2 separate regions of the Homo sapiens genome follow, and region 2 is linked to region 1. Evidence: read pairs that join two places in POLR2A ChIA-PET (ENCODE). Cell type or tissue: A673. All regions are shown on one strand. Each heading gives the region's core, and the rest is flanking DNA. Links, peaks and the distances in the headings are about the cores only.

Region 1 (4,692 bases), core at 2,193-4,692:
GTTTGGCTAAAAAATAAAAATAAAAAAGATAAAACAAATATTAAAAAATGCTAATCATTGGTGGTAGAGGTTTTGTTTGTTTGTTTGTTTGTTTGTTTGAGGCAGAGTTTCTCTCTTGTTGCCCAGGCTGGAGTGCAGTGGTGCAATCTCGGCTCACCGCAACCTCTGCCTCCCGAGTTCAAGCAATTCTCTCCCAGCCTCCCAAGTAGCTGAGATTACAGGCACCCGCCACCACACTCAGCTAATTTTTTGTATTTTTAGTAGAGACGGGGTTTCACCATGTTGGCCAGGCTGGTCTCCAACTCCTGAGCTCTGGTGATCCACCCACCTCGGCCTCCCAAAGTGCTGGGATTATAGGCGTGAGCCACTGCGCCCAGCCATTGGTGGAGATTTGAAAGTCTTTGTACGATTCTTTCTTTTGTATTGTTGAATATTTTCCAAAACAGAAATTTTAAAGAGACAAAGCAAAATTCTGCCCATCTTCAGATGGAAAGATCATCTCTCTCACCCACCTTTCTTGTTTCCCCAACAAGCATGCAGTTCTCCCTTCCTGCCCGAGCCCACAGCCTCTAGCCCTCTGGTAGGGCTGGCAACTTCTCTCTCCTACTGAGCTACAGCTCCTGGGGGCAAGGACTTCAGCTCACTTGCCTTTGTGTCCCCCATCCCACCACATTGCCTGGCACACACCGGGCTCAATAACAGATACTAATGCCTCCTGCGTGCCAGGCACTGTGAAAGTCCTTAGTTTTATTCACTGTCGTGGTGGCTTGATGAGGTGGCTGTTTGCATCCCATTTTACATATAGGGAAGCTGAAATGCAGAGAGAGGTTAAGTCACTTGCCCAAGGGAACACCCCTTATCCGTGGTGGAGTCCTGCTGATGTATTTATTTATTTTTTTTCAGATAGGGTCCCACTCTGTGCCCAAGCTGGAGTGCAGTGGCATGATCATGGCTCAATGCAGCCTCAACCTCCCCAGGCTCACTTGATCCTTCCACTTTAGCCTCCTGAGCAGCTGGGACTGCAGGCACAGGCCACCACACTAATTTTCGTATATTTTTTGTAGGGAGGGGGTTTCACCATGTTTGTAGAGAGGGGGTTTTGCCAGGCTGGTCTCAGATTCCCGGGAATCTGCCTCTGCCTCCTGCCTCGGCCTCCCAAAGTGCTGGGATTACAGGTGTGAGCCACCACATCCGGCCTGGAGTCCTGTTTAGCCTTGGGTCTGGCTAGCCTGAAAGCCTGGTTATTGTGTCCAAATTAAATCTAAATTCAGTTCTTAACATCCTAATGAGATAGATGGGGGTGATCATTCCCATTTTATGGGAGTAGAAGCTGGACCTGGGGAGGGTAGAGGGTGTCCAAAGGGTCAAATGAGGAAAAGCAGAGCCGTGCTTTGCATTTTCGCTTCTATTTTATGCCAGGCTCTGTCCCGTACCCTATGGACATAAACTCACTTAGTCTTCACATTGGTCCTCGCAGTGAGGGTGGAGGCAGGTGGTGGACCCTACTGGTCTTGAGCTCAGACCTCAGAGCCAGCTGGCTGGGACGAATCCAGGATCCCTCATTTCCTGGCTGGTGAACCTAAGAAAATGTCTTTTTTTTTTTTTTTTTTTAGACAGAGTCTCACTCTGTCACCCAGGCTAGAGTGCAGTGGCGTGATCTTGGCTCACTGCAACCCTCTGCCTCCCAGGTTCAAGCGATTCTCCTGCCTCAGCCTCCCAAGTAGCTGGGATTACAGGTGTGCACCACACCCAGCTAATTTTTGTATTTTTAGTAGAGACGAGGTTTCACCGTGTTGGCCAGGCTGGCCTCGAACTCCTGACCTCAGGTGATCCACCCACCTCAGCCTCCCAAAGTGCTGGGATTACAGGCGTGAGCCATCGCACTCGGCCTCCTCCTCTGTTCTTACATGAACAGAGCAGAAAGAACACGACCTCAGTTTTTATCCCTCCTTGTCCCTCTCTGGGCCTCAGTTTCACCAGTTATAAAAAGAGGGATTGGACATTGGGAATGAGAAGGCTACTAGCTTCCCATGTGCACAGGCCAGGACAGATTCTCTGAGCATGAGTGGACCTTGGCTCCTGCCAAGGGTGTTCCGCTACTTCAAGAAGTATCTAGCCTCCTAACCCCTAACCCCATGCACCAGGCAGCCCATTGGGTTGGGTGGGGGGGCGGGGGGGGGTGGTTGAGGAGAGAGAGGTCCCTGGCCTTGGGATCTGTGGCCCCTCTGCCCAGCCCAACTGGCTCATAGCGTGGGATGCTGGCTCCACAACTGGTTTCCCTCAGATTGGCAGCCTGGAGACACCAGTACAGCTCAGTCCTATACCAAGGCAGAGCTGCTGACTCTTCTGGAGTCTCAGGGATTGTTGCCACTGCCTTTAGGGAAGGCTGCCATGAAGGCAGACTGTGTTCTAATGTGCTCCCAAGGCTGGCAAGCCTCTGCACCCTTCGGTGAGAGCCTGTTGGAGGGCCGGTGCTGGGAAGCCCTCTCCCCATTGCACTAGCCCAATGCTCTCTTTGGGCAGATAGAGAACTCAGGCCCCACGAGAGGCAAGCCTTATCCAAGCCACGGCTACAGAGTTGAGGAGCCAAGAGCCACAGAGTTATCGGGGATGGGTTGGCAGCCACCTTGTTCTTTGGGCTAACAGGGGCCAGAGCAGAGGTGGGAGTGGGTGCAAAGCAGGGAGCGGGAGACCGGGAGGTGGAGGCAGGGAGGCCAGGGCTCTCTCCTGGGTCCTGAGCTGTCCACATTCTGCTCATCATGGTGGTGGGAGGGGAGTTCTCCACTCTGATGCTGTGGATAACCTGGGGTGGCTCCGGGCCTCAGTTTCCCCATCTATCCATATGAAGTTGGACTCAATCCTTCTTTCAGCAGACCCTGCACCAAGCCCCTGCTGACTTCAGGCTCCCTGCTGGGCTCTGGAGATGCATAGATCAACAAGGTCCCCCAGGAGCTTGGGATTCTAAGAGGGGAAATTTAGGGGTCCATCCTGATGTGGGCGAGGCATTCTCTGGATCAAAGAAGAGCTTGTCAGACCCAGGATGGAGGGGCCCTGAGTCTCTCCCGGCCCCTTGGCGCCCCGCTCTCTATTCCACGGCCTGCTGGCCTTTTGTGTGTTGCCCACTTAGGATCAAGGGCCCCAGGCCAGATCCTAGGGCATGTTCCCAGCTTGTGGCAGGAGAGGAGGCCTTTGTACCCAGGCAGGCCCAGTCCAGCCTCCCGGGGAAGGTCCCAGTATGACAAGCCTAGGATGGTGAGAAGCCCAGGGACACAAAGCCGGCTTGGTTCCTTGGCAACATCCTGAGGAATCCAGCGGCTGCACACTGGCTCCCTTCCTCTCCCCTCCCACCCTCCTGCCTGCGGGGGCTGGAGGCGGAGGCAGCCAACCCCATTATAAAAAGCCACAGATCTCTGGCGGCGGCAAGGGGACAGCACTGAGCTCTGCCGCCTGGCTCTAGCCGCCTGCCTGGCCCCCGCCGGGACTCTTGCCCACCCTCAGCCATGGCTCCGATATCTCTGTCGTGGCTGCTCCGCTTGGCCACCTTCTGCCATCTGACTGTCCTGCTGGCTGGTAAGTGGGGCTTGACTTGGGCACAAACAGGGTAGGGAGCCCCCAGCCCCTTGTCTATCCCTCAAGCCTGACATCAGGGGCCCCAGACCCTGCCTGGGTAAAGCTCAAGGCCGGTGGCAGCCGCTTCCCCAGGGATGTGCGAGAGGGGGCTGGGCACCTCGCTTCCCCCAGATGCAGCGCTGGACAGATTTCCAGTTGCCAGCGACCGCCCTGCCTGGCCCAGCGAGCAAAGTGGCTGTGCCTGGAAGCACAGAGAGGTGGTGTGGGTGGCATAAGGGAGCCAGGTGTGGGTGTGCCAGGAGGGCGGGGGTGGAGAGAGCCTGCAGAAGCTCCTGCTGGGCACTGGGGTGGGAGGCCCTGGCTGACAGTGGCTGGCTCTTTCCATCAAGCGTTAATGTGTAACCCGCAGCCCTGGCCCTGGGCCAGGCCACAGTTGGGACTTTCTCCTGTCCTGTTTTCAAAGCCCCCAGGATTAGGGGGCCCAGGACCAGTGAAGGTCAAGGTCACTGCAGCTCATGGTTGGGGCTTGCCACTGCTGTGCTAGTCTATAGCCCCAGTTGCTCTGCCTGTGTCTACCCGTCATGCTGTCTTCCTCCTCCAAGCACAGTGTAGAAAATGCTTTTGCCTCTAGTCACTTGCTTACTGAAGCCCAGGACCTGGTAGGGGTACATAATTAACCATCCTACCTGATATGGATAAGATGGAGGCCCAGAGAGGTTTAGAAACTGGCCTGACAATGCACAGCCAGCAAGTAGGGCAGGAGAAGGTAAGACACATGGGACTGAATGCAGGAGAGAGCACAGATGCACACTCACCACCTCTGTGGGCCACATCACCTCCATGAACCGCTAGCCAGCCCCCTCCTCAGGGAGTGCCCCCACCATCTGGCAGGGTGACCTTCAGAGAAGGTGGGCACACAGCAAGTCTGGGAGAATGAGAAGTAGTCCCCACTGTCCAGATATTTCCATGGAGCAAACTCACCCTGGGGCAGGGAGCAGGTGTGTGGGTGGGTGGGCACGTGAGAGTGGTGGAGGCAAATTCCTGCTGGCTTCCTGCTGTCTGGGCTGGGGCCCTGAAGCCTGAGGTGTCTGCGGACAGTGAGATCTGGAAAGCAGGGAGTCA
Region 2 (7,288 bases), core at 2,556-5,055, 480 kb after region 1:
TTTTGTATAGAAGACATAGAAATTTTTTTGTACAGAACTAAAATTAGTATGCTATAGTATATTTCTTTGTACAGAAGCACTATAGAAAGAAATATATACCTAGAAAATCCTGAAGACAAGGAAAAAATGTTAAAACAATTTTAAAATAAGAAATATAATCAAAACCCAATAGATAAATTAAAATGGTATACTAAAAGTATTCAAATAATCTGCCCGGGCGCGGTGGCTCACTCCTGTAATCCCAGCACTTTGGGAAGATGAGGTGGGCGGATCACCTGAGGTCAGGATTTTGAGACCAGCCTGGCCAACATGGTGAAACCCTGTCACTACTAAAAATACAAATATTAGCTGGGCATGGTGGTACATGCCTGTAGTCCCAGCTACCTGGACGGCTGGGGCAGGAGAATCACTTGAACCCAAGAGGCAGAGGTTGCAGTGAGCTGAGACTGTGCCACTGCACTCCAGCCTGGGTGACAGAACAAGACTCCATCTCAAAATAAAATAAAATAAAATAAAATAAAATAGTATTCAAATTATCTAAGAGAGGATAAGAAAGGGCAAACAGAAACAAAACATAGAGGGAACAAACAGAAAACAATTCATTGGTGAACCCAAATTCGAGCATATTAATAATCACATTAAGTGTAAATAGTCTAAATACACCAACTAAAAGAATTTTTTAATTTTAATTTTAGTTTTTAATTTTGCTTATTTATTTATTTTTGAGACAAAGTCTCGCTCTGTCACCCTGGTTGGAGTGCAATGGCACAATCTCCGCTCACTGCAACCTCCACCTCCCAGGTTCAAGCAATTCTCCTGTCTCAGCCTCCTGAGTAGCTGGGATTACAGGCGTGCGCCACCATACCCGGATAATTTTTTGTATTTTTAGTAGAGATGGGGTTTCACCCTGTTGTCCAGGCTGGTCTCGAACTCCTGACCTGAAGTGATCCACCCTCCTCGGCCTCCCAAAGTGTTGGGATTATAGGTGTGAGCCACTGCACCTGGCCTTAATTTTTATTTGATTATTATTTTTTGAGACTGGGTCTCGTTCTGCCACCCAGGCTGGAGTGCAGTGGTGTGATCATGGCTCAATGTAGCCTCGACTTCCCAGGCTCCAGCAATTCTGCCACCTCAGCCTCCTGAGGAGCTGAGACCACAGGTGCACACCATCACACCCAGCTAATTTTTGTATTTTTGCTAGAAATGGGGTTTCACCATGTTGCTCAGGCTGGTCTCAAACTCTTGAGTTCAAGCGATTCACCTGCCTCACCCTCCCAAAGTGCTGGGATTACAGGTGTGAGCCACCATGCCCAGCTGGAAATTGTTAAATTGAATTTTTGAAAAAACTCAACTACGTGATGTCTAAAAGAAAACCCACTTTATATATAATGATATAGGTATGTTAAAAGTATAAAGATGGGGCCAGGTGCGGTGGCTTTTGCCTATAATCCCAGCACTTTGGGAGGCCAAGGCGGGCAAATCACTTCAGGTCAGGAGTTCGAGACCAGCCTGCCCAACATGGCAAAACCCTGTCTCTACTAAAAATACAAAAATTAGCCAGCCATGGTGGCATGCACCTGTAGTTCCAGCTACTTGGGAGGCTGAGGCAGGAGAATTGCTTGAACCTGGGAGGTGGAGGTTGCAGTGAGTTGAGATCGCGCCACTCCACTCCAGCCTGGGTGACAGAGCAAGACTCCGTCTCAGAAAAAAAAAAAAAAAGAAAGAAAGAAAATTACCACAGATAGAAACGTGAGCAACACCATCAACCAACTGGATCTAACTGACATTCCTGGAATACTCTACCCAAGAACAACAGAATATATTCTTTTCAAGTGCCCTGGGTCATAAACCAAATCTCAACAAATTTAAAAGAAATTAAATCATATAAAGTTATTCCCTGACCACAAAGGAATTAAACTAGAAATCAATAGAAAAATATCTGGAAAATCTCCAAGTGCTTGAAAGTTACACAACACACTTCTAAATAATCCATGAATCAAAGTGGAAGTTTTGGCTGGGCACAGTGGCTGACACCCGTAATCCCAGCACTTTGGGAAGTCAAGGCGGGAGAATCATTTGAGGCTTGGAGTTTGAGATGAGCCTGGGCAACATAGCAAGATGCCATCTCTACAAAGAATAAAAATTAAAAACAAAATAAAAAAGGTGAAAGGGGTTCCCCCTCCCCATTTCTTTCTTTTTTTTTTTTTTTTTTTTTTTTAGACATGGTCTTGCTTTGTTGCCCAGGCTGGAGTGCAATGGTGTCATCTTGGCTCACTGAAACCTTCGCCTCCCAGGTTCAAGTGATTCTCATGCCTCAGCCTCCCAAGTAGCTGGGATTACAGGCGTGCCCCACCACGCCCAGCTAATTTTTGTATTTTTAATAGAAATAGGATTTCACCATATTGGCCAGGCTGGTCTCAAACACTGGGCCTCATGTGATCTACCCGCCTTGGCCTCTCAAAATGTTGGAATTACAGGCATGAGCCACCGCACCCAGCCAAAAAGGTGAAAGTTTGGATAGAAATTGGGAAATATTTAAACTGAATGAAAGCAAAAGTACAACATATAAAAATTTGTGAGATTCAGGTAAAAAGTACTTAGTGGAAAATTTATAACATCAAATGCTTATCTTAGCAGAGAAAAAAAAGCTAAGCTTCCAACCTAAGAAACTATCATAAGAACAAAATAAATTCAAAGCAAGCAGAAGCAAAGAAATAATAACATTAAGAGCAGAACTTGGCCAGGTGTGGTGGCTCAGGCCCGTAATCTCAGCCCTGTGGGAGACCAAGGCAGGTGGATCACTTGAGGTCAGGAGTTCGAGACCAGCCTGGCCAACATGGCAAAACCATGTCTCTACTAAAAATACAAAAATTAGCTCAGCGTGGTGGCACACACCTATAGTCCCAGCTACTAGGGAGGCTGAGGCAGAAGAATCGCTTGAACCTGGGAGGCAGAGGTTGTAGTGAGCCAAGATCATGCCACTGCACTCCAGCCTGGGTGACAGAGTGAGACTCCATCTCAAAAAAAAAAAAAAACCAAAAACAAAAACAAACTAACAATAACAACAAAAAACAAAACATTAAGAGCAGAAATTAATAAATGGTAATGGAAATAAGGCTGGACGCAGGGGGCTCACACCAGTAATCCCAGCACTTTGGGAAGTGGAGGTGGGAGGATCACTTGAGCCCAGGCATTTGAGACCAGCCTGGGCAACATAGCAAGACCCTGTCTGTATATAACTAAAATTTAAATTTAAAAAAAAAGAAAAAAAAAGGCTGGGCACAGTGGCTCATGCCTGTAATCCCAGCACTTTGGGAAGCCAGAATGGATGAATTGCTTCAGCTCAGGAGTTTGAGACCACCCTAGGCAATATGGTGAAACCCTGGCTCTACCAAAAAATACAAAAATTAGCTGGCATGGCAGCACACCCCTGAGGTCCCAGCTATTCAGGAGGGTGAGGTGTGATGATCGCTTGAGCTGGGAGGTGGAAGTTGCAGTGCATTCCAGCCTGGGTGACAGAGACCGTGTCTAAAAAAAGAAAGGAAGGAAGGAAGGAAAGAAGGGAGGGAGGGAGGGAGGGAGGAAGGAAGGGAGGGAAAAAAGAAAGAAAAAGAAAGAAGAAAGAAAAAAAGAAAGAAAGAAAAGAAAAGTGTAAAAAGAATAGAGAAAAACCAATAAACCCAAAAGCTGGTTCTTTGAAACAATCAATTAAAACTGCTAGCTAGACTGACAAAGAAAAAGAGGGAAGACAGAAATTATCAATATCAGAAGGAAAGTGTGTATATAATAAAGACCTCACAGATGTTAAAAGGATAATAAGGAAATATTACAAACAACTCTGTGCACATAAGTTTGACAATTTAGATGAAATGGACCAATTCCTTAAAGCCACAAACTACCAAACCCACCCAAGAAGAAATAGACAGACTAAATAGTCCTATATCCGTTAGAAGAAATTGAATTCATAGCTAAAATCCTTCCAGAAAAGAAAACTTAGGTCCAGATGGTTTTACTGGTGAATTCTACCAAACATTTCAAGAAGATATAACACCAGTAGAACACTTCCTAACTAATTGTGTGAGCCCAGCATTACCCCGATACCAATGAATCTGATGGATTGCTATTTATTAGTAATGCCTACAACTGACCACATACCACAAAATCCACCTGCAAAAGATACAGCAGTGCTTTAATTCCAAGGCAGAGCAGCACAGGCCCACTCTCCCTGTGTGCTGTGTGTCTTCCAAGGATCTTCAGAGAAGGATATATTCTTCTGGTTTCTGCCAACATTCTCAGGAAAGAGTAAACGTGAAGGTCAGGAATCGCCATACCTTAGATACTGGCTTCTTCTTCCTTAGCACAGCCTGTTTCCAAATCTTGTTCCAGGGCCCCTGACTTCAGCTTGGCCTCCTGAGACTCTTAGCCCATTTCTGACTTTCGTAAGTCTCCCAGAACCCCCTAAAACCTTTCTTTTTTTTTTTTTAATTATACTTTAAATTCTGGGATACATGTGCAGAACATGCAGGTTTGTTACATAGGTATACACGTGTCATGGTGGTTTGCTGTACCCATCAACCCGTCATCTCCATTAGGTATTTCTCCTAATGCTATCCCTCCTCTAGCCTCCCACCCCCTAACATGCCCCAGTGTGTGACGTTCCCCTCCCTGTGTCTATGTGTTCTCATTGTTCAACTCCCACTTATGAGTGAGTATGTTCAGTGTTTGGTTTTCTGTTCCTGTGTTAGTTTGCTGAGAATGATGGTTTCCAGCTTCATCCATGTCCCTGCAAAGGACATGAATTCATCCTTTTTTATGGCTACATAGTATTCCATGGTGTATATGTGCCACATTTTCTTTTTCTTTTTTTTTTTATTTCTTTTCTTTCTTTCTTTCTTTCTTTTTTTTTTTTTTTTTTTTTTGAGACAGAGTCTCTCTCTGTCGCCCAGGCTGGAGTGCAGTGGCACGATCTCGGCTCACTGCAACTTCCGCCTCCTGGGTTCAAGTGATTCTCCTGCCTCAGCCTCCCGAGTAGCTGGCACATGCCACCCCACCCGACTAATTTTTGTATTTTTAGTAGAGATGGAGTTTCACCACGTTGGCCAGGCTGGTCTCGATCTCCTGACCTTGTGATCCACCTGCCTCGGCCTCCAAAAGTGCTGGGATTACAGGCGTGAGCCACCGCGCCTGGCCCCACATTTTCTTTATCCAGTCTATCATTGATGGGCATTTGGGTTGTTTCCAAGTCTTTGCTACTATGAATAGTGCTGCAATAGCTTTCTTTTTTTAGCTTTCCTGATACTGAATGAGCAAAGAAATTTAGCTTCTTTTAGTCTCAGAGCCTCATTGCAATCCAAATGTCCATTATATGTCTTCCCGGGCGCAGAGCACTTCGCCCCTAGGAGAAGAAGCCTTCCCTTCCCCGGAACACAGAAATAGCTGAAGCCAATTTTAGTTTTTTGTTTTATTTTTGCTTTTTGTTTTGTTTTGATTTTTCCTTCCTGTCTCATTTCAGTAATAGCAGAAAGATATCCAATATAAGGTCCGTGAACCATTTATAGAAAATTAAAGTGCACCTCATGACAGTCAGTGCACATCATGACAGCCAGCATTGTCTTTCTCTGGAGTTCTGCTCCAGGTGTATAATTGCATGTCATTAACTTTCTATATCTCACCAATTCACAAACATAGCTTTTTTTTTAACCATCCCCTCCCTTAACAAATTTAAATTTACATAATTGAGGCCGGGTGCAGTGGCTCACACCTGTCATCCCAGCACTTTGGGAGGCTGAGGTGGACGGATCACTTGAGGTCAGGAGGTCAAGACCAGCCTGGCCAACACGGTAAAACACTGTTTCTACTAAAAGTACAAAAAAGATTAGCTGAGCGTGGTGGCACGTGCCTGTAATCTCAGCTACTCCGGAGGCTGAGGCACGAGAATAGCTTGAACTGGGGAAATCAATGCCGCAGTGAGCTGAGATCACACCACTGCTTTCCAACCTGGGCAACAGAGCAAGACTGTCTCAAAAAATAAAAAAAAGAAAAGAAAATACATAATTGAATTCACAAAACAAATTTAATTGCTATGTATATGAAGACAGACAAATGCATGGAAAAATATTCTGTGACGTATTCTTTGGTTTTATAACAAAAAAGGCAAACAGACACTTTTACTTTACCTTGTTCTTATCTTAATATAATACATAGGACCATATCCACCTCTTTATTTCAGAAAGTATTTGAACAGTTTCTATTCTGGAGGATTAGAGATTTCCTTGAAGCCATTACTACTCTACAACTTTATACTGTGATGGGCAGCAAAGATAATATTGTGCCTGATCACAAAGAGGAGACACAAGCCTTTCCAGAAATGTCTACGCTAAAGACACACACCAAAAATAAGGAGTTTACTAATCTATATTCTCAGCTTGAGTATTTTGTCTGCTTCCACTTCTAGACTTAAGATAAGGCTACGTTCCTCACCCTCCTTCCTCCAGCACTTGCTTCATGCAGTTAAAATGGAATGAATGACTTTAGTTAAAGCGTCAAAAGAGTCTCACTAAGGAGATACTAATTATAGCTGTTTTCACGAAGCTCTCAGAAACTCCAGCAGGGGGCTCATTCATTCCTGCTGAGCTGCTACAGACCCTAAGATTATGTTGTCTACATCAGCCTTAGAAATTTCCCACAAGCAACACTCCTCCCACACCCGCCGAAGTCATACACCAGTTACAGTGGGAGGGCAACTGTGTAGGTCACTACAAAGGGAACTGTTAGTTTCATCCCCACATTCCCCACAAACATTTAAAATAAAATCAAGGCAGGGTGCAGTGACTCACTTGTAATCCCAGCACTTCGGGAGGCTGAGGCGGGCAGACCACTTGAGGGCAGGAGTTTGAGACCAGCCTGGCCAACATGGTGAAACCTTGTCTCTACTAAAAATACAAAAATTAGCCAGGTGTGGTGGCGCATGCCTGTAGTCCCAGCTATTCAGGAGGCTGAGGAGGAAAGATGGCTTGAACCCAGGAGGCAGAGGTTACAGAGAGTTGAGATCGTGCCACTGCACTCCAGCCTGGGCAACAGAGTGAGACTCTGTCTCAAAAATAAAATAAAATAAAATAAAATAAAATAAAATAAAATAAAATAAAATAAAATAAAATAAAATAAAATAAAAACAAGTGGGGCAGGTGAAGCTCCCTTAATTCCTCCCTAGGAAATTCTATAAAGGCAGAGTACAATTTAGAAAATCAAACTGGGGCTCTGGCTCACGCCTGTAATCCCAGCACTTCGG

What was found. Peaks named below come from ENCODE experiments on the same cell type or tissue, not always from the same donor. Only the 100,000 strongest peaks of a DNase experiment are listed, where the experiment ranks them.
Region 2: POLR2A ChIA-PET joins it to region 1 with 15 read pairs; 2 of 35 experiments call an interaction of 5 or more read pairs at or near these places.

Annotation. Positions count from the first base shown.
Region 1 is chr16:57,369,069-57,373,760 of GRCh38, forward strand. CX3CL1 (C-X3-C motif chemokine ligand 1) reads left to right here and starts at 3,422. Exons shown (of 3, transcript NM_002996.6): 1 at 3,422-3,570. The coding sequence starts at 3,501. In A673, for the core only: no CTCF peak of the experiment used is centred there; a DNase peak (open chromatin) is centred at 3,353.
Region 2 is chr16:57,852,926-57,860,213 of GRCh38, forward strand. It overlaps a transcript of KIFC3 not described here. Among named protein-coding and RNA genes, the nearest start is that of KIFC3, 54 kb to the left of the region's middle. In A673, for the core only: no CTCF peak of the experiment used is centred there; no DNase peak of the experiment used is centred there; H3K27ac peaks cover 526 bases.